Regions from separate parts of the Mus musculus genome. Here region 2 is linked to region 1. Evidence: chromatin loops called from intact Hi-C (ENCODE). Cell type or tissue: left cerebral cortex. All regions are shown on one strand. Links, peaks and the distances in the headings refer to the core of each region. The heading gives the core; the rest is flanking DNA.

What was found. Peaks named below come from ENCODE experiments on the same cell type or tissue, not always from the same donor. Only the 100,000 strongest peaks of a DNase experiment are listed, where the experiment ranks them.
Region 2: it touches region 1 in a loop (17-fold over the local background); 26 of 42 quality-filtered maps call a loop at or near these places.

Annotation. Positions count from the first base shown.
Region 1 is chrX:164,181,956-164,186,955 of GRCm38, forward strand. It overlaps Ace2 (angiotensin I converting enzyme (peptidyl-dipeptidase A) 2), which reads left to right. Exons shown (of 18, transcript NM_027286.4): 16 at 635-751; 17 at 3,677-3,871. Among named protein-coding and RNA genes, the nearest start is that of Ace2, 44 kb to the left of the region's middle. In left cerebral cortex, for the core only: a CTCF peak has its summit at 2,075 (motif pointing right); a DNase peak (open chromatin) is centred at 2,074.
Region 2 is chrX:164,397,024-164,403,906 of GRCm38, forward strand. It overlaps Vegfd (vascular endothelial growth factor D), which reads left to right. Exons shown (of 7, transcript NM_010216.2): 6 at 3,640-3,835; 7 at 4,984-5,627. The coding sequence ends at 5,107. Among named protein-coding and RNA genes, the nearest start is that of Piga, 19 kb to the right of the region's middle. In left cerebral cortex, for the core only: a CTCF peak has its summit at 1,672 (motif pointing left); DNase peaks (open chromatin) are centred at 1,640, 3,394, 3,698, 4,975 and 1 more place.

The DNA.
Region 1 (5,000 bases), core at 1-5,000:
TGTGTATTGCTGGTTATTCTGTGGACCAGGCTGGCCTTGAACTCATAGAGATCTGTCTGCCTCTGCCTCCTGAGTACTGAGATTAAAGCATGCACCACCACTGCCTCTATAGAATTCTTGATTCCCTTGGTGTTTTAGGTTGACATTAAAAAGAATTGAACAGATGTAGGTTTTGTGTGATAGTCAGGAAAAACAGTATCGAAGGTGGTCTTACAACCCTGCCTCTTTCTCTGTTTTCAAGACCCGGTTTCTCTGTGTAACAGCCCTGGATGTCCTGGAGCTTGATTTGTAGACTACGCTGGTCTCAAACTCAAATATCTGCTTGCCTTTGCCTCCCAAGTGCTGGGATTAGAAGCATGCATTACCATGCTTAGAATGTGGGGTATTACAACTTTTATGCTACTGATTTCATGTGCTTTGGATAGTGTCAAGATTCTTGGTCAATTCTATCTTTCTACTGTTTGCCCTGTTCTGTGTCTCCTCATCCAGGAGCCATGTTCTAATCTCCATTCCACTGGCAGGGGGAGGACTTTCTTTTTTCTTTCTTTCTTTCTTTCTTTCTTTCTTTCTTTCTTTCTTTCTTTCTTTCATTAGGAAAGAAGAAATATATGTTTCTTTTTGCCCCCCCCCACAGAGAGGAAGATGTACGAGTGAGTGATTTGAAACCAAGAGTCTCCTTCTACTTCTTTGTCACCTCACCCCAAAATGTGTCTGATGTCATTCCTAGAAGTGAAGTTGAAGATGCCATCAGGTGACATTCTACTTTCAAACAAACTATGTAAAGATGGAGTTAGCTAATGCGCCAATAGCTTACATTTCGTGTAATATTGTGTGCTGGACATCATTTAAAATCATTTATGCCTTTTACCTCATCTCAAAACATGGGTTGTTCTTGTGGCTGTGGTGGTGGTGTCTGTGGTCTATGTATGGATTTGTGTGTGGGTGTGTACATGTGACATGGTTACACATGTAGAAGCCAACGGTTGACATAGCTGTCTTTTCTGACCCATCACCACCTTGCTTTTAGAGACATGATGTCTCACTAAACCCAATGTTAATCAATTTAGGTGGGCTGGCAAATGAACTTCAGGGATCTGCCCATCTCCCCCAATTCCTAGCATCGGAGTAGACACATGCTGGGTACTACCACACCCAGCTCTTTTATATGTGTACTGGGCATCAGAACTCAAGTCCTTGTGCTTGTACAGCAGGCATTTTGCTGGTGGAACCATCTCTTTAACCACACAAACTTGGGTTCTTGATCCTATTATAATCCAACAGCAAGAGACTGGTTTTGATTGGGGACTGGCCAGGAGAAGGTCTTGATTTGAAAGCAAGCAAGCAAGCATAAGCAGTGCTGAGAAGCTCCTCTAGAAACTGTGGACAGGAGACAGAGACCTGGGGAAATGTGACCAGGTTCCAAGTTATCAAACAAGCTATCATTGTCAGGAACTAGAGTTTCTGCTAGGCAGTCCCATCTGACAACTCTAGGATACGGTAGAGTGTGTACCCGAATTGTCTCAGCAGAGGACTGCAGGAGCTCAGATCTTTAACACTTCTCCCTAGTCACTGGCCAGGAACTCTTTCTGGTGATATTCATTCCCTAGTCTCTCTAGCCTGACAATGGTCTCAGGTAAAAGGGAAGTCATTTTGGCTAAAGGAAGTTTGGCTATCATGCTTGGAAAGTGAAGACAAGAAATGGGCACACACTGCCACCATTTGTACAGGGACATTATGACATTATGAAAGAGTTATTGAATTGCCCAAAGCAGGAATCAAGGAAGGTAAACATTAGGTTCTTTTCACACCAAGATAAGAATTTACCATGGAGCAGTGATCACTCGTAAGAAATCACTTGTCCAGACTGCCTCAGTTGTTTTAAACAAGATAGCAGGAATGGAGGACAGACGGTTCTTTTTCTTATTAAAATAAAAGAAAGAGAGAGAGGAAGGGAGGGAGGGAGGGAGGGAGGGAGGGAGGTAAGTAGGTAGGAAGGAAGGTCACAAGCAAGCAAAATGCTTACTAAGTTTCCTGTCCCTGACACCTCACTAGGTGGCACTATTGAGCTATGCCAGGAATTCTATTTACCCTTCAGACCAGATCTCAGACCTGCTGAATAGGGTGTGCCTAGAAAATTTGGCCTGATTGAGGTGTGTGAATCATGCCCAAAGATTCACTCTCCTCCTCCAAAACGGCTAGTATCAGCCTCAGACAAAATGCTGCCTGAGATTGTCATGAAAGCACCTTCTCTGCCTGGATTCCGAGATAGAAGCTACAGGAAATCTCAAACTTTCTTTTCTAGAAATGACTCTTAAAAATGACTTGATTAACTCTTGAGGTTGCCAGGGCTTATGGCTACCTCTGTGTTGGCTGCTTGTCCTCTCTGATGGAACCTGACCTTGTCACCTGAGCTATACCAATGGATGAGAAGCTGTGGGCTAGACATTTTACTCTATGAACCAAAATGTTTCTCCATTATACTGTTTTTGTTGTCAACAATCTCCATCCTTTCTACTCCGTCAACTTCAGCTACTTATAATTTCAGTGCTTGAGAAATGCAGAGGTCTCATTTCCACGCCCCACTGTGACGCTGCTTCCAAATGTCAACTTCTTCAGCGACTTGGGTGTAGGATATGATTCATTTATAAAAGAGGGATTTTCAAGTATGCTTTTCTGTTTTTTGATGCAATGTCATTTTAATAAAATAATTGATTGTTTGAGATTATTTTGAGACAAAGCTTCTCTATGTAGCCTCGGATGTCCTGGAACTCATTCTGTAGACAAGGAAGGTCTCAAACTCACAGAGATCCATCTGTCTCTGCCTCCCCAGTATTAGGATTAAAGGCATGTGCCACTACTGCTTGGTTGTCAGTACTTATTTTAGATGTAGGCTGAAGACTGAGAAATTCTTGCCGAATATGCTAACTTTACTTTTGAAATGTAGAATCTATACATGATAAATACTAAGCTATCTGTTCATTCTAAAATCTTCTTTTTATAATGAAACCTATGAATTTGTGTGATAACTTTATTCTCTTAACGTTTTAGTGTGTGAGCCTATGTGTTTATATGTGAACTGCATGTGTGCAGCACCTGTGGAGTCAAGAAGAGGGCTTTCAATCCCTTGGGGCTGAAGTTATAGGCACTTTTGTGAGCTGCCCAAAGTGGGTTCTGGGGACCAAACTCAGGTCCTCTGGAAGAGTGATACAAAACCTCTTAACCACTGAGCCATCTCTCTAGGACACTTCTCTCCCCCACCCCTCTTTATAAATTTCTAACTTAAACTTCAAATAAGGTTGTTGATAGACCTAATTCAGGTTACCAGGTATGAAAGACATGTAGTTGTCAAAAGTTTGTATCTCTCTATTGGCCCTATCTTCTTCAATTTTATCTTTATTTTAGGTGTGTATTTTTGTGGCTTTAAAAAAGACTGCCTTGCTATGTTCCCCTGATGATACTGGATCGTGCTTTGCAGAGTTGATTGACTCAAATTTGTCTAATCCTCATACTAAAGCACGGCTTCCCAGGCATGTGCCACTGCACAAAGTTTTAGTTGTACATTCTAATGACAAAGCATATTAAATCCCTTTGGGAACCCTGATATAAGGAGAAAATAATGGTGCAGAATTTTATTTGGTCTAAGCATCCCATTTACTGCATTCTCTTTTGCAAATAGGATGTCTCGGGGCCGCATCAATGATGTCTTTGGCCTGAATGATAACAGCCTGGAGTTTCTGGGGATTCACCCAACACTTGAGCCACCTTACCAGCCTCCTGTCACCATATGGCTGATTATTTTTGGTGTTGTGATGGCACTGGTAGTGGTTGGCATCATCATCCTGATTGTCACTGGGATCAAAGGTCGAAAGAAGTGAGTATCCTTTCCTAGATTTATCTGTCTTTTTAGAATGCATGAATTGGAAATTTTGCAACAAATAACACTGTATCCACACAGGATAATTACTTACTTGGACATTTATCTCCCTAAATATTCTGATATATCCCATAGAATCTTGTCAGATGCTAGCAGTACCTTACCTTACTAGCAAGCTCACATATTATAGATGTCTAGCCTGAGGTTTATTGGGATGCTGTAGTCAAGTGCATCCTATCCACAGTGGCATAGCCAGACTGCAAACTCAGTAAGGCATTGTTCTCACTCATGACTCTTGCTTCATCCACAGAGACTGACATGGAGCACAAAGTGTAATGTCATCTAAGAATGAGGTGCTTCAAACTACTACTCTTTAGTTACTTTCATTCCTCCTTGGGAAACTCAAATTTATCATTTGAGTTCATGGGCAGGCACCCTTTAATTTGTTCTAGAGCTGAGTTGATTGAGGGCTTTAATCACCAGGGACTGACTTCTAGCTCCTGTCTTGAGAAAGTATTAACTCTTGTTGGTCTGTTCAAATAACTTAGTATTTTGTATCACTCTGACAACATTATCTGCATGTTTTCAGTTGTTTAAACATACTCTCAGTTGAATCTTTACACAAATTAGTTTATTTTATTTAATTTTCTTTACTATAGAGATCTCTCGATTCTACCAAATAACTTCATTTGAAAAAGCAAGGCTGTGGAGATGGGTAAAATCACCTGCCCCACAAGCATGAGGACCTGACTTTGAATCCCCAGAGCCCATATATAAAGCAGATACAGGAGGCAAGCATCTATAATCCCAGCACTCCTCCAGGGAGATGGAAGGCAGAGGCAGGAAAGTCCCCAGAAGTCTGTAGGCCACTCAGCCTGGTGTACACAGCAGAGGCAACAGACCCCATCTCAATCACAATGGGTGTTGAGAATCAACACTGGATATTGCTGTCTGATCCCCACGTGTGCAATGTAGCATACACACTTACACACATGCACATGTGTACGCATACACAGATGTGCACAAAGCACTTTCTAGGTAGTGCAGTCAACATGGTTACAATGTTCAAAAATACAAGGGGGTCATAGAGTTCCGTTACCATTCTTTGTTTCTGAGTTTCCTTTTA
Region 2 (6,883 bases), core at 730-5,729, 220 kb after region 1:
CAAGGATCCAGAGCCATAGAATCTGTCTGAAATGTCAAGCTCTTAGTGCTCTTGTCCTCAGGTTCCAGTTCTCGGCACCAGTGTAAGAGCTCAAACTAGGATGGGAGGTAAAATATTTTTGAAGTTATCTAGCCAAAGGCTCACACACATATAGTTTCAACACAGACACAACAAAGTAAAGGGTGACAATTGAGGCAGCATGACACAATGCAGTTGCTAAATCACCATCAGCCAATCCTGCGTGGAGTCGAAGCCAAGGAGTTCCCTGGGGGGGGGGCACCTCAAATAAACAGGTTGGGCCCTACAGACTTGAGGAGGGGTCATAACCTGGGTGGGGCATTTTCTTTCAGGGGGATGTTAATTCCTGGGGAAGACTCACTAGGTAGGTTCATACATTGAGGATGGAAAGAGAGATGTGCTCTGAGCAGGGCTTAGGTGAGAAAGCAAAAACCCAGTGCTGGGAAAGGTTAGTGGGGGAACACATTGGTTACTTTTTAGGTGCTGTAATAAAATATCTGACAAAAGCAATGGAGAGGAAAAAAGAAGGAATGAAGAAGGAAGGTGAGGGATGGAGGGAGGGAGGGCGGGCGGGCGGGCTCATTTTGCCTTTCACTTTGATACAGAACAGTCCATCATGCTGGGAATGGTCTGGCAGCAGGAGCAGTGCTGATCACTTTGTATCTCCAGCCAGGAAGCAGACAAGCTCCTATCTATCAGCATTTCCAGTTCCCCTCCCTCCTTCGGTTCAGTCTGACTGCCCAGCCCATGTGTACAGTGGGTCTTCCTCAATTCATCTTCTCTGGTAGTATGCTCATAGGCACACCAAGAGCTGAAAGTACTAGAGTCCTGTAAAGTCAGCAATGAAGGTTAACCTTACTATGGGCACACATACATACTGAGGGGAAGGGGTAGATTTGAAGGGATGAAGCTGGGGATACTTGCATGATTGGAGTGAAAGAGGTGATCTTTTAGACAAATGAAAACCACCCAAATGCTTCAAGAAAGACAGTGGTAACACCCATTGGGAATGTAGAAAGATCCAGCCAGCAACTGTGTGGAAGAGAGTGAGTTGCTTTGAGCAGAACATGGGGCAGGGAACCTTTGGGGGAAGCTGTAACAGTGGTGGAGGTGAGGGAGGACGGAGGGTGTGGATTGCAGCTCAGTTACTTTTAGTTCTCACCACTCCTAACGTTCTCATGTGCCAAAGTTCCCATCTGCTTCTCCAGTGGTCCCATTCTGCCCATGACACATTACTTTCTGTGTACTAAACACCTTTTCTGCATACAAAGATATTGAGCTAAGTTCCTTGTCTACAGTCATCTATTCTCCAAATGAATGCAGTTGATGCAAGTCCGACTCAGTTTCATTGCTGTAATGAATAAGACATAATAATAGTAGTGAATGGAACAAGGCTGAGGACAGGATACATTGGTAATCCAGAGTCGATGTCCCTAGGTATGAACACCAATATGAAATACTTCGAGGTGTCAGCCCCAGTTAGTTGCTGTTTAACCTAGTTCTCCTACATCCAGTCTCTGTTCCCTTTAACTTGCTAAGGACCTATGTTCTGCTTCTGCCACATACTGTGCTGAATTCCTCAGGATTGTGTTCCACCTAAACTACTCTGTGGGGCCAATAGAGAGTTTTCTTGTGAGTCTTTGCTGCCACCTTGTGCTCAATATGAACCCTTGACTGTTTTTCAGTTATCAAGCCTTCCTTGTCTTGCCCTACATTGACATTTGCCTCAGGGATTTATAACGTATGTAGCTCATCTATGTCCTGGTCATGAGATTCAAAATGGACTCTTTGTCTAAATATGTGCCAATTAAAGAGCAGTCAAAACCAGGAGACCGGATCATGAGAGATTGCCATTTTGGGGAGAGGTGGCGGGGCAGGGGGTGGATAAGAGAGGGCTAAGAATGAGCATGAAAGTTTTTTTAAGGTCAAGATCATGGAAGATCTTTTATATCCTGATGTAAAATTTGGCCTTTTGTGTGTGGAGGAAGATTTAAGACACTTAAAGCGTAGCCAGGCATGGTGGCTCACATCTTTAATCACAGCATTGAGGAAACAGAAACAGGTGTATCTCTATGAGTTCAAGGCCAGCCTGGTCTACATAGCAAGACCCAGGAATAGCCAGGGCTACATAATAAGACCTTGTCTCAAAAAATAAATGAATAAAAGTACATGTAAAGCTTTGGTGGTGATAGGGATTAGGTTTGCATTTGATAGTCATGTGAGGGAAAGACTGAAGGGGTGCACAGTGTGGTTGTGATGTGAGCGGCAGCCACCAACACAAGAAATACCAGGTACTGGGTGAATTGTGACCGAGGCAGTGTCATGGAGAAGAGAGGGCATGAACAAGGGACAGGGTGGAAACCCTGACTACAAGATCTAGTGGACAATGGTGCCAGCCCCCAAATGAGGCTAACTGAACAAGAAGCAGGTTTGGGGAAGAGATATTCATTTTCTTCCAAAACCTGCATGAATGCTGAGATTAAAAGTGCACGGGCTTCCAAAATTTTCACCTTCTCCACTAATTGTTTGCTTTTGCTTTCTGTTGGAGACAGACTCTTAGGAGTTCCAGTCTAGCCTTAAATTCAATATGTAGCAGAGGATGACCTTGGACTTTCAATCCTTCTGCCTCTACCTCTGGAGTGAGTGCTAGAATTACAATCATGTGTCACCACACCCAGTCTAGGAGCCACAGGAGACTGAACCCAAAACTTCTCATGGACTCTAAGCAAGCATTCTCTACCCAGAAAGCCACGCCTCCTAGCCTGTCTCTTACTCTTTTTGCAATGTATTTCAGTTCACTGATCGAGATCAGACCAGAGTTCATTGTTACCTTTATATGTTTCTTACAAGTGTGGTGATCTAAGATGAGGGAATGCATCATTAGATATCTGGAAATTCTGAGGAAAACATTTCTACAGCATTAGTACTTCCGGTTCCCACACTTTTAAAATACTGGAGAGCACTGCATTCATACTTATAGGCAGCCTATATCTTGCTATCTTGTCATTACTGGCTGGTTACATAGGTTAGATAGATAGATAGATAGATAGATAGATAGATAGATAGATAGATAGATGATAGATAGATAGATAGATAGATAGATAGATAGATAGATAGATAGATAGATAGATTTTTAATTCATGTGTATGAGTGTTTTTTGCCTGCATTGCTTTTACATGGTGTGCACAAAATGCCCGTGCAGGCCAGAAGAATGCAACAGCCACCCTCCACTCCCAACCCCCACCCCTAGATTTCAGTTATGGGCAGTTTTAAATTGCCGTGTGGGTGTTAAGAACCAAACCTGAGTCCTCCGCCGGAGTAGGGAGTTCTCTTAACCCTTGAGCAATCTCTCCAGCACAGAAGTTTATATTTTTAACTGGTCAGTCACCACCATAAAAATCTGTCAGAAACATTCACCATATGGTGTTTTTTAAATTTAAAACCTACGAAAACACATGAGTTCTATGCTGATGTTATAAAATCACAGATGGATCTTTTTCACCCTGTGGAAATATTAAGGTTAAAAAACTTATAGACAAGGAGATTGGGAGGTTCCAAGTTTTACTGGGAAGATGGACAACTTGCAATTAATTTGGATCATCACTTTCCTATTTCTTTTAGACCACTCTTACCTCCAGGAACCCACTCTCTGTGGACCGCACATGACGTTTGATGAAGATCGCTGTGAGTGCGTCTGTAAAGCACCATGTCCGGGAGATCTCATTCAGCACCCGGAAAACTGCAGTTGCTTTGAGTGCAAAGAAAGTCTGGAGAGCTGCTGCCAAAAGCACAAGATTTTTCACCCAGACACCTGCAGGTCAATGGTCTTTTCGCTTTCCCCTTAACTTGGTTTACTGATGACATTTAAAGGACATACTAATCTGATCTGTTCAGGCTCTTTTCTCTCAGAGTCCAAGCACACTCTTACAAAAAAAAAAAAAAAAAAAAAAAAAAAAAAAAAAGGAACACAGACGTTTGGCATCTAAGAAATATGTGGAAGTATCTATAGAGTGATGATTAAATTGCTTTGTTTCAAAACAGGGTCTCACGAATTACAGACCTGTACTGCCATGCCTGCCATTACACTGTCATGAGTGGGAATAAAAGAAGTCACTGGCATTTAAACAGCAGGGTTAAGGGAGTGTTCTCTCTCTCTCTCTCTCTCTCTCTCTCTCTCTCTCTCTCTCTCTCCCCCTCCCCTCCCCTTCCCTCCCCCTCCCCCTCCCCCTCCCCCTCTTCCTCTCCCTATCCCTCTTTCTCTCTCTGTAGGCAAGAAACTTATGGATGACTATAACCTTTGGAAGCCATTGATTGGATTTTGATCAGTTTCCAAATCTACCCAAACTAACCACTGAGATTTTTTTTAGAAATTAATTCAATTTGTCCCTTGACAATTTCATACACGTATAAAATGCGTTTCTAATTACCTTTACTCCTACACTCTCAACCCTAGCCTATTCCTGTCAACTCATTTCCTCCTTGCTCATCTTTCCCACAACTGAAGAAAGTGACTCCCTCATCTTCCAGATTCCACCAGTAGCCTACATCTCCTTGCCCCCACCCCTGATGAGTCCCCCCCCCCAAAATGCATAATTAACTGTTGAGAAGTTTGGCCTTGTGTAGGCCTAGGGCAGATCATCACAGCTGTGTGAGTTTCCGCTTGCAAAGTCTGCAGCATGCCTAGAAGATGGGTGTTTGCTCATCCTTCTCTCCATCTTTTGATTCTTACATTTTCCCCAGCTCCTCTTCTGCTGTGCCCCCAAGCTTCACGGGAGGTGATATCAACATCTTTGTTAGGGCTGAAACCTTAGCCAGTATAGTGCCCACATAGAATATTGCATTTATACTTTACATACATGTCTGGAAATTTTTCTTTGAGAACAATGAAATGAAATCAGAACGGCATGCCATATTTGAAGTTGTTCCTTGCTTCTAAATTCTCATCTTCACTTTCTTTCACAACAGCTGTGAGGACAGATGTCCTTTTCACACCAGAACATGTGCAAGTAGAAAGCCAGCCTGTGGAAAGCACTGGCGCTTTCCAAAGGAGACAAGGGCCCAGGGACTCTACAGCCAGGAGAACCCTTGATTCAACTTCCTTTCAAGTCCCCCCATCTCTGTCATTTTAAACAGCTCACTGCTTTGTCAAGTTGCTGTCACTGTTGCCCACTACCCCTGCCCCCCCCCCTCCCCGCCTCCAGGTGTTAGAAAAGTTGATTTGACCTAGTGTCATGGTAAAGCCACATTTCCATGCAATGGCGGCTAGGTGATTCCCCAGTTCACTGACAAATGACTTGTAGCTTCAGATGTCTTTGCGCCATCAGCACTCAGAAAGGAAGGGGTCTGAGGAGCCCCTTGTTTTGATGAATAAGAAAAGGTTGCCTGAAACAGAGTAGTAGGTGCCACTCGATTGGTTCCTCGGGCTGGCAAAGTCCAAGGGCAATGCTCATGAGTTATTGTGCTTCTTTCTTATGCGGAATTTCATTTGTATGATCAGCACTGATCAATTCCCATTCCACTTGTACTTTTTAGGTTTACTGAAGCACTGCCTGATGTTTTATATGTAAATGTATTTAAAGGAAATAAACACTGTTATGCAGCCCACAGAAGTCAGCGTTATTTACTGTGCTCTTCCTCCACATTTCATGCTAATGGGAAATATTTTTAAGACCAAAGGGAAGCTAGCAGTGGGAGGTTCAGGGAACACATAAATAGACTAAAACTAGACCTTGGTTTTGGGAAGCCAAGGCAGATCTCCAACCGGGTTTATCATTCTAAACAAGGGTAACACAGGGGTTCTGGGAAGCACTCTGTGGTGTGTGAATAAACTGAACACATTGAACTTGACCATCCTCCTTTTATGGAGAGGAGCCTAACAATGTTAATATTTCCCCACCACCTGGGATTTGAAAAAAAAAGTGTGTGTGTGTGTGGGTTGCTTGCATGTATGATTGTGCACCTGTAAGACCCCAAAAGCCTTACATCCGGGATGTCCCACTCACATAGACACAGAGATGGAGATCGATGCAAAATGCAAGAGGTTTATTGATCTAGCATGCTGGGGTCGTCCTGAAATCGGGATGGAAGCGACCACAAATAGCTAAAGCACACATCTTTTATACATTTTTTAAGAGCAGTTTTCAGTCACAGTTTAGGGGTGGCAGTTTATCATTGGTTAACCTTTAACCGCATTAAGGGGGCAGAGTTAAGGACCGGAGATATTGTGTGGACTTTTCTAAACAATCAGATTTATCTCTTAGTGAGTAAACTTAAGGACCAGAGGTCAATTCTGGGGAAAGAACATCTTGACATTTACTTTTTTTTTTTTTATAACCATGGTCATTTTGAGCTACCACAAATCTTACACATCATGTGCATGTTGTGTGCCCTTGGAGGCCAAAAGAGGGTGCCAGATGCCCTGACAATGGAATTGCATATGCTTGTGAGCCACGAGGTTGGTGCTGGGAATCGAACCCAGGTCCTCTGGAAAAAAAAAAAAACACTCAGTGCTCTTAATAGCTAAGCCTTCCTCCAGCCCCTTGCTCTTCAAGACTTTGAGTGTTTGTGGCTTCTTCAGAAAGCCTGTGCCCCTTCCCTCCAGTGTTTGTTTTTGTTTTTCTTTTTCTTTTTCTTTTCTTTTCTTTTAGATATTTTCTTCATTTACATTTCAAATGGTATCCCAAAAGTCCCCTATACCCTCCCCCCACCCTGCTCCCCAACCCACTCACTCCTGCTTCGTGGACCTGGCATTCCCCTGTACTGGAGCATATAATCTTCACAAGACCAAGGGCCTCTTCTCCCAATGATGGCTGACTAGGCCACCTTCTGCTACATATGCAGCTAGAGACACGAGCTCTAGGGGTTA